3 separate regions of the Mus musculus genome follow, and all the other regions are linked to region 3. The links are chromatin loops, found by intact Hi-C in ENCODE. Cell type or tissue: left cerebral cortex. All regions are shown on one strand.

The links. A loop is a pair of places that touch in the nucleus more often than their neighbours do. Peaks named below come from ENCODE experiments on the same cell type or tissue, not always from the same donor. Only the 100,000 strongest peaks of a DNase experiment are listed, where the experiment ranks them.
Region 1: it touches region 3 in a loop (2.7-fold over the local background); 4 of 42 quality-filtered maps call a loop at or near these places.
Region 2: it touches region 3 in a loop (5-fold over the local background); 11 of 42 quality-filtered maps call a loop at or near these places.

Annotation. Positions count from the first base shown.
Region 1 is chrX:57,429,551-57,434,550 of GRCm38, reverse strand. It overlaps Gm364 (predicted gene 364), which reads right to left. Exons shown (of 17, transcript NM_001128625.2): 8 at 1,263-1,342. Among named protein-coding and RNA genes, the nearest start is that of Gm364, 23 kb to the right of the region's middle. In left cerebral cortex, a CTCF peak has its summit at 2,764 (motif pointing left); a DNase peak (open chromatin) is centred at 2,702.
Region 2 is chrX:58,016,586-58,021,585 of GRCm38, reverse strand. No RefSeq gene overlaps it. Among named protein-coding and RNA genes, the nearest start is that of Zic3, 12 kb to the left of the region's middle. In left cerebral cortex, no CTCF peak of the experiment used is centred here; a DNase peak (open chromatin) is centred at 2,717; H3K4me3 peaks cover 578 bases.
Region 3 is chrX:57,914,900-57,919,899 of GRCm38, reverse strand. No RefSeq gene overlaps it. Among named protein-coding and RNA genes, the nearest start is that of Gm39517, 53 kb to the right of the region's middle. In left cerebral cortex, no CTCF peak of the experiment used is centred here; a DNase peak (open chromatin) is centred at 2,489.

The DNA.
Region 1 (5,000 bases), 490 kb after region 3:
CAGCAGTTAATCCAGAGGCTCATAACTAGCCAAAATGCTGAAAGTAACTGGCTATTGAGTGGCAAGCCTTAAATGGGACATCTATATCAACCCTTACCTCCAAGGGAACATCACAGAAGAGAAACAGAAAGACTGTAAGAGCCACGAGGTAGGGGCAAGTGCTGTGAAATGCTGTCTTTGAAACATAACATAGTCACGTACCAAAAACTCACTGTAGCTATGATTAACTACCCAAGATCAACAATATGAATCAGTCAACTTTTTATCAATCGGCACTAATTCTATTCAGTACGTTATTAGCATGCAAAAAAAAAAAAAGGAGAGGGGACATGTTATGGTGCCTAGGGGGAGAGATGGGGGGAGCTTGGAATGTGCATTATCAGGCCCATTGTTGGCATGTGTGAAACTTTCAAACAATAAAAGATAGTCTCCTTTTTAAAAGCTGCTGACTCATCATATTAAGTCTTTCAATAATCTCTTTCCAGTTTTCATGGCATTCCCACCTCCCACTACCTAGCAAATTGCAATGTTTTCTTACTCTTGGATTTGCTCAGACCATCTGAGCCCATAGACAGACAGTGTGTTCTATTTTGTTTGCTATCTGTCTCTTCCTCCTGCCTACCTTCTACTTTTTACACCATATTAGGTTGACCTATTTTCCGGCTACTGTCCTCCAACTGCTGAGATTACTAGTGTGTGTCACTATGGCCAACTCTGGTTTTCATCCATTGCATAAAGCTTACTTCCACTTATATCATGCCCACCACCACCCTCCATGTTGTCTACATGATGCTGTCCACAAGGAGAGACAGTATGTATGACATCACTGGCTCCTTTCCCTTCAGCATAAATAGTATATGTAAAACATATTTTCTTTTCATCAGATATGTTTAGAAGCTGAAGAGGAGAATGAGAGGGGAAACTGGCCCAAAAGAAATATCACTCAGTATCACCAGTAGTGATAAAATATCTTAACTTCAAAGTAAGTATCTTAACCCTGGGGGAAACAAACAGGAGGATCCAGAATTTAAAAGTACCCTTGGCTATACAGCAACTTCAAGGCAAAGCTGGGGTACATGAGACAGTCCCGAAGCAATAAGAACTAAAGGGTATTTAGAGGAGGAGACAACCAAGTAGTAGAGCCCCTGCCCTGTGTGTACAAGATCCCAGGCTCAATCTCCAGTGTGTCCTATCCCCAGCTAAAAATCACAGACAGTTATCAAGCCTCAAGCTACTTTGAGCATATTTCTTAAAGTGCTTACCTAATCCACTGAAGGCTGGTCTCGGCGGTACTGTCCAAATCATAATCCCCTTCCGAGGACCACTCAGTAGCTTTACTCTCCTACAATGAAATAGAAAACCAAATGACTGTGCCTGACCTTTGCTATGCAAGCATAAAGAAGCCTATTCTGCATGGAGTTTTGCCACTTCCAGCTTCATGGAATCACGACATCCGCCTTACATATGAAGCTTGCTTTCAACTAGGAACATTTAACCTCATGACACGAAAGAACTAGAAGGCAAAAGCAGATTGATCTCTGTGAGTTCAATGCCAGTCTAGTCTACATAGCAAGTTTGAGGGAAGCCAGGGCTATAGAGAAAGACGGCCCCAAAACCAAAAATGAAAAGATAAAAGTATGAACTAGGAAGAAAATTGCTGCTATCCAACAAAAACAGCATGTTTCTATTACTTTTTATGTAGTCCCACCAGATACTTGCCTTTTCCCTTTTATCCTGATATATTTCCATTTACACTGTAACCTTTTTTTTTTTTTTTTTTTGGTTTTCCGAGACAGGGTTTCTCTGTGTATCTCTGGCTGTCCTGGAACTCACTCTGTAGACCAGGCTGGCCTCAAACTCAGTGATCCACCTGCCTCTGCCTCCCAAGTGCTGGCATTAAAGGCGTGCGCCACCATGCCTCGCTTTTTTTTTTTTGTAACTTTTTATGATACTTGCAAAAATACATAAACTTTTATATAATGGCCACTGTAATATTTGTAAAATTAAATACCTACAACCAAAAATGCCCTTTGGGATTAAAATTAGGTAATGGCAATCTGTGCACTGCAAGAGATATGTCTATGAGACAGAACTGGTTTTAGAAAAGTAAGAAGTGCATATAGCAAAATTATTTCCAGCTGACAAGATGGCCCAGCAGGTGCTTGCAGCATAAACACAGGGCAAACTTGATTCCCATAACCCACAGACAAGAAGAGAATAGACTCTACAAAATTGTCCTCTGACCTACACACACATACACACACACACGCACACACAAACACACACTGAGCACACATAATAATATTGTTAATTTTTAAAAATCTTACCCCCACCAGAAAGTCATATACCTATATTACAGATGCAAACATTTTTTTTCTGGAAGGATAAATTAGAAAAAAATCATGTTATGCTTTCATAAAGAGAAATTAAGGATAATAGGATAAAGGTAGAGAATTTTCTTACACTTATTCTTTTTTTTTTACACTTATTCTTTATATACTATCTACAAATATACAGCCAGTCTCAATATTAAAAGACAACTTGTTTACTACAACTCAATTATTTGGCTCTTTACAATTTAGTGGTCATTCCCAGCTATATAGTTGAGTTCAAGGCAACCTGTACTACAGGAGACTCCATCTCAAAACAAACAAACAAACCAAAACCAAAAACAAAACAAAACAAAAAAATCGGGAAAAAAAAAATTTCAGCCAAAACATCAGCAGTGTTTAGCATCATTTTTGCACCAAATACTGCCATCTTCCGGAAACACTATGTCATGACATGTATTAGTCATCCCAAAGAAAAACTATCTAATATAAGGCACATGAGAAGAAAATGACAAATATAAAAAAATAGCTAAGTAACAGAGAACCTATTTTTGATCTGATTAAATTAATTAATTATTCTTGGCCTTTATTCCAAAGCATCAAAATCTTTTTGTAAACTAGCAATTCTTGTAAGAGATATGTCTATGAGACAGAATTGGCTTTAGGAAAGTGAGACGTGCATATAGCAAAATTATATTTTTCCAGCTGGCAAGATGGCAGCAGTGACAAAGTAATGAGGTGGAGACAAAGACTTCTTTATGCACAGTATAGTACCCCATGTGTTATAGTCAATAGAAATTATACAGAGACTGAATTTTGTAGGGGACCTGATCTTTAGACCAATGGTTTTCAACAGAAGCACAGTCTACAAGGCAGAGTAAAAATATGTAGCTGCTACTAGCGTTCATAAAGCCAGGCATCCTGCAGTTCACAGGAGATGTACATAACAGAAAAGGGAGAAGGACTGTGCTGTATCCCACACTGTCCAAATGCCCCACCCAAAATTCACGTAGGTAAGAAGCTGCTTATGACCCTTTGATTGTAGCTCTGCTTTAGAATATTTTATGTTTTCAGTACACATTAAATACTCCCACCCAAGAAGGCACTGTTTTAAGTAAACTGGGAGAAAAATAGTACTATACTTGTCTGGGAATGTTACCAAAATTTGTTGACATTTCAAGAAATCATAGCATTGGAAAATAGCAGTATTTGGGCCAAAAAATTTACATAATTTGCAATCTACCTATTATAACACTGACAATGATTGTACACATATATGCAAACATATAAAATGGATAAAATACATAAAGGGTATATTATTTTATTAATAGTTACTACTATTTCTCCTTAATGTTATTATGATGTTACACTAGTACTAGTTAAAATTAAATGCATAGACAAGTTTTGTTTTCTATTAACTATTAGTATTATGGTAGAATAGCATAGGGAGATTGCAGAACATTTGTTATTAAAGGACATCAATCTGACAGAGTTAAAAGCTGCTGACCCAATTTAAATTTAACTCCCTCATTTTATTAGAGGGAAACTGGGGTCCCAGGGAAGTGGGAGAATGAACTTCCTTGGAGTCACAAAATTAAGGCAGGCCAGACCGCAAATCTTCTGATTCTTCATCAGCTATTGCCCTATTCTATCTGAATGTCAAAACTGCACTTCCCAACAAAACAATGTTATAAGGCTAACAGGTGTAGTTCGGGGTTACAAAGCATGCCTACACACGCAAAGCCCCGAGTTCCATACTCCACACTGCAAAACAAACAAAACAGGCAGCTCTGTGATGTTGGTAGAGTCTCAGGCTAGCTCATAAGCAAAGCTTATTTAACTAGAATTTACAACCAAAAGAATACATCATTAGAATGTAACAAACACATCTTTGTTCAATAGTATGAAAACAGTAAGGCTCATATGTGCTCACAAACTGAAGCAGCAAGTACAGGGACTGCAGGGGGCTGCCACACGCCCTCTGCTTACATTATGGCTGATAGCTTGGTGGGTTTGTAGGACTCCTAACCGTGGGAACTGGACTCATTTATCTCTGACTCTTTTGTCTGCTCTTGGAATCCTTTTCTTCCTATGGGGTTGCCTTGTTCAGCCTCCGTATCAGGGTTTTTGTCATGCCTTATTGTACCTTGTTTTGTGGTGTTTGGTTGTTGTCTCTTGGAGGCCTGTTCCTTTCTGAAGAGAAAATGGAGGAGGAATGGATCTGGGGGCAAAGGAGACATAGGGGAGGGGAGGAACTGGGAGGAGTGGGGGTAAGGGAAACTGCACAGTATAAGAGAAGAATCTATTTTCAATAATTTTTTAAAGTAAGGGTTATTTTTATTCTGTTGCATTTTTAATTGTTTGGGAAGTTAATACAAGCATGTAACATAATTTTAAACAAATTCATCTCTCATCCCCTCCCGTCTAACTCTTGCCATATCCCCTACCACCTTTCTCTCCAAACTTCATTTAATTTCTCTCACTAAATGAACACTCTGTTAAAATAAGAGTACATGAATTGAAGTATTTGGGTTTTATTTTTTATTTTCAAATAGGCTCACACTATGTAGCTTAGGCTAGCCTCCAATTCATGATTGTCCTGCCTCAGACTTTTCAATGCTATAAAATAGTTTATAAAACAAAAGTATTATGAACACATGCATTTTAGAC
Region 2 (5,000 bases), 100 kb before region 3:
ATGTTTCTTTTTCTTCTACATCCTTTTCAGTCCAGATGTGTTTTGATGCTTGTTGGAACAACCATTCAAATGGAAAGACTCTGCATTTTGGGAATCAAAAAAGTGTCAGCTTGATTTGAGTTCATGCCCTTTTTAAACTTGGGAATAAACTACTATCATCAACATTTTACTTTTGTCTATTTCTGCATATAGTCTTCAAGGTCAAGGATTTCATTTAGTATTCCTTACTTTCTGGGTGTTTTCAAACAAATTTAAAGATCACCTGGCAGCAGTTTGAGGCTTACTGTTATTCTTTAAAATTCTTCAACTTATAAAACTCCCAGAACTACACACATCCACACAAGGTTACTCATGAGAGAGGCTTTGTAGACCCCATCACCCCACATGTAAGCTTACATTGCCATTCTGCAGCTGTGCTGGAGTCAAATGATGATTTTGAATGTAATGCACAAATGAATTGGGAAGCAAACTGCTCTGGGAGATTTCCTGGCTCTACTTTGTTCATCACACATATCATTTAATTTCCATTCATTGTTATTATAATGTAGGTAGACTGCAAATAACCTAGTGACAGGAACAGAGTCCGCCCCCCCCCCCCCACGAGCACACACTCAGGATAACACAATGGAGAATGTGTAGTATGCATGTAGTCTGTAACATGAAACTCTCTGATTCATAGAAACCACACCCTAAATGGATAATTTCCGCTATCACTGAGTGATCGTTCAGTTGTTAAAAAGGGTTCATTCAATAATACTGTCTTCTACTTAAACACCAGGGAAGGATATGCAAGTAAGAACTCTGTCCTCCATCTTGAGGAACAGAAATTTCAGCATTTGCACAAAATCAGATTACATATATATGGAAAATTAATGAGCCTTTCCCGTTGTTCCCAAGAGAAGCAACATTACAGACCTCACCTGTGGTCACAGGACACAGAGGCATTTGCAGTTCCTAGCACTCTCTGCCCGTGTCTGTGAGGGGAAACACTTGTGAAGGAGTTTTCCCCTGAGCAAAAGCAGAAGAGAAGCACTCCACGGGGGAGGTAGCTGCAGTCACCCCAAACCCAATCTCCTCACCTCCATGTTGACAGCCTTGAGGGGGTCCCTGGCACTCCCTTTGGGCTGGAGAGGAGGGCTTATTGTGTGTCTGGGATTTACTAGCTTGCTCCCTGGCATTTGTTTAGGACGCCGCATCTGCATCTGTGTCACTCAACTTCCTCCAGGTCTTCCCAGACTTCTTGGGCTATTCTGAGTTTTCAGATATCAACAGCAAAATTAACAAAACAACACATTGATTGCAACGCTATAAACACCCCTAAGAACCACCTCTAGGCCTGAACCACAAGTGTTGTAGACAGAATGCTCTGTTGAGAGGCTTTGGGGTTTGTCATTGGGCTGAGAGCAAAGCAAGGATTTGTGTGTGTGGAAGGTGGAGCGAGATTATTAGTAAAATTGAAATCTGAGGCGCTTCTTCAGAAGCCTGCTTGTAAAAACGGAGTGGCGGCTCGCACCTGGAATCTCAGCACTTAGGAGGCTGAGACAGTAAGAGAATGGTGAGGTAGAACCCAGCCTAGCTCCAATACAACCTAAGCTACTGGGTAAGGACCTGCCAAAAACAAAAACAAGCGACCACCACCCCTCTTCATAAACAAAAACAAACAAAAGCTAAAACAACAACGAAAAGAAAGAAAGAGTATAGTGTATGTGTACGTAAGGACAGGCCTTGTTAGGTCCACGATGCTTTCCCCCTACAAGCAGCTCCTGCGGCGCCTTTCTGGGGGCACCACTTAGGACAGTGCCTGGGGCTCCCGCGCTTTCGGTAAGCTGGCGTTTGCCTGGTCTCCTCTTCCGGTTAGACAGGAATCAGAAGATCAGCTACTTTGCGATCCAGGGAGGGTGAAGTAGTGGAAGATCCGAGTGCAAAAACTAGAGAGAGCAGGGACCCCCAGAGCTCATCCCGTTGTTCTGCCGCGGTCTCGCACCCAAGAGAGGAGAGAGGGGGCCTGGAGAGGAGGGAGTCCGCTGCTGGCAAGAAGTAGGAGGAAAGGGATTGGAGGCTGGCAACCAGCCCAAACTACTTGGACGGCTTTCGTTCCATTCGATTCCCTGTGGGGAACCTCCTCCGCTTTTTCTCCTCTCCCCCTCCCTCTTTTCTGCCTCTGTGGGGCGCTCCGGTCCCGGGGCTTCCCGAAGCCCAAAGCCGCAGTCGTCTGGTCTCTGTCGGGAGGGTACAGGGGCCTTCGAGCTGGGCTCTGAGGCCATCTAGCCCTTCCGTTTTTCCCAAAGGGGACGTAGGGGCGCAGTGCCTCTCCTCCTTTCCTAGCCCGCTGCCGCTCAAGAGGGGCTGTTTAATTAAAAGGGGGGACCCGCAATGTATACGTCAGATAAAAGCAACGCGCAGAATAAACTAATTAAAACATTGTGTTTGCAACACATTTTATTTCTCTCTCTCTCTTTTTTGATCTTCTCTGTGTTTTAAAGAAATGTCATCGCACCATAAAGAGAGCCGTGAAACGCTATTTCCTTATAGTGTGCGGCGCTTTTCAAAGGCTAGTGTGATATATTTTAGAAAAGAGATCCCGCTGTGAAAGCTTGCGTGTCTTCCCTTTACCAAACTAAGCTCTTGTCAATCACGCCGAGCTCGGTCCAATCACCGAGATCCTTTTTGGAAAGCAGCTCATCCCGCTGTGCTTTTATACCGCGATCCGCAGCCTGTTTTGATGCATTTTTACCAGCACGTCCAGGGAAATGAATGATGGGGCCGCGGATGGTGCAGGCCTAGCTCCCCGAATGCCAGCCTGGCCCTAACGAGGTGCCGCGTATTATGTGCCTCACAGACTTTCTCACGTGGCAGTCACTTTGCGTGGTAACCCCGACGTCAACCAGGGTCAATGTTGCAGATCTAGCTTGGTTAAGTTTTGAGACCTTCTTCACCTGCCTAATGTGGGCTTTGGAGGATTAGGCTCAGTAGCCATTCTCCTGGTTGTTGTGCCTGGGGAGGCAAAATCCCAAGTAACCTGGCAAAGCACCTATGGAGCCGTGAGCCCCATAAGCAACGTTTTAAAGATACATGTCTCCAGATCTGTAGGATGGAATAGAAGGGTGTCCAGAGATTCTCTCTCACTTTTTCTGGGTTCATGGTAGGGCTTTGGTTGCAAGCAAGCTTGTCTCTTCTCTCTGCACCTCTCTTCCAGCTCCTTCAGGTCTAGAGTTTGGAGGGACCCCCCTAGAGGTCCTTAAACCCCAGTGGGTCTAAAACAAAAGACCCAAACCCCACTAGTTTTCGACCTGTACAGAGCGAGAATCCCCGCCAGAGTCCTACAGGTAGGACTGAAACTACAGTTCTCCAGCTGTGAGTCGTACCAGTCTACTGGAACACAGAGCTAAAGGGCCGCTATGGCTGGCTTAGAATGGCCGAGCATAAACCACTAATAGATTGCAGTCACGAACCTATTAGAGAAAGGGCCTATTCCTGCTTCTTCCTTGGGGGATAGGTGACAGCGATCCTTTAGACCCAGAATTCCATAGATTCTTTCCTTTGCCACAGTTGTGTCGGCCTGGGGAGGGGGGGGGGGGTGCGGAGAATCCTGCTGGGAAATTGCCGAAGCTTTTGATCCTTACCAGGGCTTTCAGGCTCTGAAGGAGAGAGAGAACTTGAACTAAGAGAGGGCAAAACTCCACAGTCTGGGGGGGGGGGGGGACGGCCTAGTCAAAAGCTGTGTGAGATCTATGCATTTTGAAAATAAACCAAACTTTGCATTTGAAATCGTCACCCAGTACAAACCATCCATCCATCCTGCCTCTGGATCCGTTTCATAACTCTCAGTTCTGTCTCTCACACACCCCCTTCTATTCAGATGGCTAGCACTCTCTGAGCACACGTTCAATTCCTAAGCCATATTTGTATCCTCATCTTCACCCCAAACACCAGCGTCAGCATTCCCCAAAGGGTTTATTTGTTGCCCGGGACTCTGGTGCTTCCTGGAGCAGGAGCAGAGGGCAAAGGGAGAGGAGTGCTTGCCTCCCTCCCCTGAATTTTCTCATCCCCAGCATCTCATTCATTCCTATTCCTTTCCAAGAAGTACCCTTGGTGACAGTCACATCCTCAGGCTGCCTCTCTAACGAGAGAGAGAGAGAGAGAGAGAGAGAGAGAGAGAGAGAGAGAGAGAGAGAGAGAGAGAGAGAGAGAGCTAGCTCCTGGGCACCTTTATCACTATCCTTTGTTGGGGTCCACAAGATGGTTAGGAAGGGGACTACCTGGAATAGTAGCCCAATCCTGATATACACTCCATGGCTCAAGGGTAACTCTGCTCCTGTCCTCCCTACAATTTACCCATGCAGAGCAAGCCTTGTTAATTGGTAGCTGAGGACCCTGTATAGAGTATCTGGGTGGGAAAGAGGTGTTTCCATTCCAAGGAAATAGGCAAGTTCTTGCCTCTTGCAGCCAAGACTTGCTGCTATATCTCCAGAACTCTAGGAAACTTTTCACAGCTTTGTGGGGGAAACTACACTTGGCTGCTTTTGTTTTTGTTTTGTTGCTATAGACTTTGGTGAAGTCTGCATGCCAGACAGTGGTCCCAGAGCAAGCAGAACTGAGCATCAGGATCCTATACATTGTTAATAGATAGGCAGGAAGGGATTTCTTCTGCCTTGGGTTAGTAAACTGACAGGAACTGGGATTTTGCCATCACTATTTGTGAGTGACAGAACGTAAGTCTACCTATCCTTTTGAGGATGCCAGAAAGCCCAGGGGAAGTCTAGAAATCCGAATGACTGCCATTAGGATGTTTTGGGAGGGAGTTGTACTCTCTTCGTTTACAGAGCCTGCTTATGCCCCATGCTGCCTGAGTGGCTCTCCCCCCAAATCTGCAGGAGAGTTTGACAATGAAGGCTGGAGGTCAGCAGACTCATAGGACTTACTACTGCCTGGACAAATGAAGTGGCTCTTGGTCTTTCGGTCTAGCTCCTCATTGGGAGTCGGTGGGTGTGGGAAGTACA
Region 3 (5,000 bases):
TCAGAGTTATCCTGTAAAATATTTGGATGGCTTTCGGGATTAGCGTTGTTTTTGTTTGTTTGTTTGTTTGTTTATTATTTATTTATTTTATTCTTTCCTTCTTCACAAGAGCCAGATTGGTCAATGGGTCTGGGTAGCTATGGCATTCCTGCTATAGCTCCCAAATGCCCTTCCTGCCTCACTTTCTGCATCTCTTAAGGTATGAGAGACCAAGTAACTTCCCACTCATTGATTAGTGAAAGAAAACTAGTGTTTAATGAAATACAGTGTTGGCAGCACACAGTAGGTGTTCAAAAGGACCTTCTTTATTTCCATACTTTAGGTCCTGAACCTCTGACTCACACACTTGGATGATCAAAAGGAGTGAGGGAAAAAAAGCCCGCTTGAGTGCCAAAGGTGTTTCAATTCTTGCTTGCAGCGTGAGTTTAGGGCTCCAAGTCCAGAATCTCTGGATACGGGTAGTGCTACTAGTTACTTCAGCTTAGGGGCAGCAGTTTGGGGCCATTCCTCCCCGCCTAGCCTCCCAGCCTCTAGAGTTAAGGCCTGAGAATGGGTTTAAGGGAGGTCTCCTAGTTCATCTGGGAGACCCTGGGGCAGCGTTTTGCAACTTGAGTAGACAGGTGGGCGGCCGGTCTACTGTCTCTCCCCGCAGGCCACTGCCCAAGTCTGCACGCTTCAGGCAGTGGGGGCCCGAATTTAGAGCCACTGCTTGTACTCCATTTGGCCCCTTAGGGAGGCTAGCAGCCCTCGGCTGGGTGGAGCTACCCTAGAGGCTCCTGCCTGCGGTCGCCTCTGCAGTGGAGGTAACATCTGTGCCCCCCCTCCGCCCCTCCCGCTTCCACCCTCCACACCACCTCTTTTCCCCCACCCATTTTTTTTTTTAAGAAAGAAAACGAAAAACCAACCTTCCTTTCCCTCCACAATAGACACACCGGGGGGCCTTTTACTTGGCCAATCTCAGGAGTTTCATATGAACTTCATTAAATCAATTACTCGGTGAACACATCACAATTTATTTGCAATTAGTATCAAAATGTCTTACTTTTCTTAATAGGTCGGAGCAGATGTAGCTACAGAAGGGACAACGCGTTTTCGTGAAATCTATCTCTTGCAACATATTAAATCTTCTGGTCAGAAGAGAAGGAGAAATTCAAAGGCAGTTTAGAGGAGGAGTAAAAAGCCCGCTGGAGACAAATGCGATCCGTGCAGGTGTTGGGGCAGCTTGCTTTATAATTGTATCTAGCGAAAAGGTTGCCTTTATTATCCGTAATGATCTAACAAAAGTCACCGTAATTAAACGTCTGCTTTTCTCCGATGACTGAGAGGTGCGTGTCTGAAAGGCGCCGGGTACAGCAAGAGACTTCAGAAATGGTTAACAAGACGCCTCATTCTTTGAATAGTGGCTTTGTCTTAATGGGGGGGGGTGAGAAGAGAGAAAGAGAGACAGTTATCTAATTTTTATTGCCCCAAAGCGGAGATGTATTGATTGCGACAACAGTTTTATTGTACTAGGGGAGGGGGTTGCTGCAGGGTTACAGAGACTGGTTTACTTTGCTTTGGATGTAAATTCATATGCAGCAGCCTCCCTTTGGAAGGTTGGACCTCAGCTCCTGTTAATACCATTAGTGACACAGGATCAAATTTCAAATGAAGCCTGGTGACAATTACAGACGGAAACAGATGCCCTTGGAAATTTAGGTCAAGTGTTCAAGATTCTGGTTTCATGGTCAAGGCTGTCTTGGGGGTAGCCTTGAGGAGACCTTCATAAATCTGTCCTCTCTGAACTGGGGATGAGTCTTGTAGGGGCGGGGTGGGGAGGCAGAAAATTTATTTAGAGGGGTCTTAGGTCACTGAAAAAGAAGAAGAGATGCCAGAATGTTGTAAAGTTGGGCAAGTGTGCCGGGCTGGACAGTGCGTACGTGCTGGCAGAGAGCACTAGTCCACGCCGGGGCTCGCTCGGCAGGGAAGAACTGAGCTTGCCCCAGCGGGTGAGACCTGCAACCCAGCAATTTACCTAATCCCTAGCAGACACACACCTAAACCTTGCCTCAGCCTCAGAGCCTTTTCCTAACCCATCCAGGAAATGGGAATCAAATCCTTGGCCTGCTTTTTGGGAGAATGGCTTCGGAGGCTCAGGGTGTAATGAATTTGAAAACTCATGGAGTTATTATGAAGGTACAGCCCCTTTTCTAGGCTTGCTCGCCCCTCTGCTAAATGCAAAGGACATCCTGTCTCTCCCCTCTTCCTGGCGGGGATCTTCTTTGGGAGCTTTCGGCATTGGCTCTGGCAGCACCCACGCCTTCCTTCGAGTTATAAAACATGTCTTTTCACCCGGCTCTTGGTCCCAACCGATGTCTTTGAGCGTGGCGATCTTTGGGGTTTACGTCCCTCTGGTGGGTGTTTTCTACTTGACAACTCTTTTAAAGACGCAGAACCATATTTTATTTACTGCCTACTATAAATTATTTACTAGCAGGCTGAGGTAATTCCATTAAAGCCGCTCGGTTTGTTTATACTAAATAGTTATCTGGGGACTCCTTGCTTGGTTTGGAGCTCTGAGGCTGGGGAAAGTAGGCACGACCGCAAGGGCAAGACTCCCACGAAATGGGAGGGATTCTTTGGAAACGAAAACGTCGTTCTTTCTCTTTATGAATCATTAAAAATTAAGTATAATCTAACAGTCGTTTTGGCTGTGAATTGTCATTACCGGCCCTGCTTGCTAACTCCCCTGCTAGCTTCTTCACCCTCACCTACAACCTCCACCCCGTGTTAGAGAGTTTTCCACTTAATAGCAAGATTAATTCTTTCAAGGAATCAAGCCCACAGTGGAATCAACAGATTTTTTTTTTGCGGGGGTGGGGTAGGGTGGGGAGAGTGTGGTATTTAGGTGGAGGAATAAGTGTGAGGCCCTTCCTGGGATGGGGAGAGGGGGCGGGGAAGGGAAACCCGGAGCTCCTAGCCTTGCCTGCTGAGCTAAGAAAGAATGCTCAGCGAACTTTGCCTCTGGTCCCTTCCCCCAACCGTGTAACCCAGCAAGCAGAAAAGAATAGGAAAAAAAAAAACCCACCCTGAGGGAAGGCACCAGGCTTTATGGATCGGCTCTGTGAGCTGTATGCCTGTGTGTGTCTGTGTATCTTTGAGCGCCCTTGCAGGGCGTGTACAGGCGCGTGCGTGGATGTGTGTTTGTGAGCTCACCCACCCTCGCCAAGATAGTGGTGACAGTTGGGATATTTCTATTTTTTTTTCTGGCTCTGTGCAGTGTGTGTTCTGAAACAATTGATTTGTGTTTCCATGTTGGGACTTAAGTGGAAACATCAAACAAACAGAGAAATATGCTGACCTTTGGAGAAGTTGGAGGGGGTTGGACAACTGAACCTTAAATGAAATTCCCATCTGAACTCTCTGCTTTGAGTTATTCTGGCCTTAGAAGAGGGGAGTGATTTGTGTGGAAGTCTTTTGTTTTATTGTTTATTTTATTTTATTTTTTTTTTGAAGGGGCTCTGGAGGAATGGAGTAAAAGAGTGTGAGTTTCACACCTGGTTTTGCATAGGAGGAGTTCAGGATGGTTGAGTTGTTCCTTCCTGTAACACAGGGAGACATAACTAAGATATCTGGACAAAATGCCAGGTCTCTAAAGAAAGTTTGGGGGGGGGGGTGCACAATAAACAGAAAGGACACTTATTTCATAATTTGTTTTCTATTTTGTCTTTCAGCTGAAACAGAGATGCAAGTCAGGACAGAACAATCCTGCAGGTTCCAGTGAGTGAAATACCCACTGTTCTTAATTACAGAATTGAAAGGTGGGAATTAACCAAAGCAGTCAGGACATCATCTTGGTATTTATAGTAGTTAGGTTCGCCAACAATTTAAATCCCAATGACATAATTTTACCATTTGAAGATTCCAGTTTTTATAACTTAGAAGATTCTAGTTTTTATAACTTAGATACCCTTATTAATTTAAATTCTGCTTTTATCAAAATGAACAGGAGATATAACATGAACAAACACCTCAAGGATGCAAACATGTATCAGGCATGTTGTGATAATGAAGATGCTGTCAATACCATGAATAATGAGTCAAACACAAAAGACTAAGTATGTCAGACTTAACCCCATTTATAGAGCCTTTCTTTTAAAAAATGATGTAATTGGCATAGTATAAGATTAACCATTTTGAAATGAAAATTTTAATGATATGCAGTGCATTAACCATGGTTTACAAACCCCTAGTTACAAAAATACCTTGATTTACCAAAAGGAGAAACTTGTGCTCAGTTGGTCTTTACTTTGCCTCTCTTAACCTCAGACAAATTTTTATTGCTATTTTATTTCTTAAAAGCAGAATCTTTCCATATCACCATCCCCTTAAAGTCTATTATATCACAATCTATTTCATACTCCTCTAGCTACAGATACAAAAAGAGAGGGGATAAACGACATAATCTACTTACTTGTATTTGTTCTAGAAGCCAATAGGTTTCCAGATCCGTATTTGCTACATGAGTCTTTTTAATGAGCGGTAGATCCCTGGGCAACACTTAACAAATACTTTGGTCGTCATTGTGGGAGGGACATGAGTTTGTGGAAATCTAGCTGTTATCTATAGAAAGTGGATTAGAGTGGCATTTTCTCCTTTGAAATGTAATTCATAAAGTTTAACAAAGCAATGGTTCTAGCCAACCTTTTGGAAAAATAAGAGAGTGCTAGGATGGGTTGTAGCAAACCATTTGTTTCTGGTCATCAAAACCGTGCCATGAATTCAGGAGAATGAGAAAACAATGTGGCTGGCTTAGAAGAGCCAGAGTCTCATCTGCTTCCTCTTGTGTGAGCTAACGCCTTTACTTGTTTCACCCAGGCTCACCACAAAGCTGGAAGGAAATATGACTGTGGCTTAAGAAATTTATTCAAAACTGAAGCTACTATTCATGTAAGCAAGCCCTCAATATCCACAGAATTTGGAGAAACTATTTCTGTAAGACAGCAGTAAGAGGTCAAGGT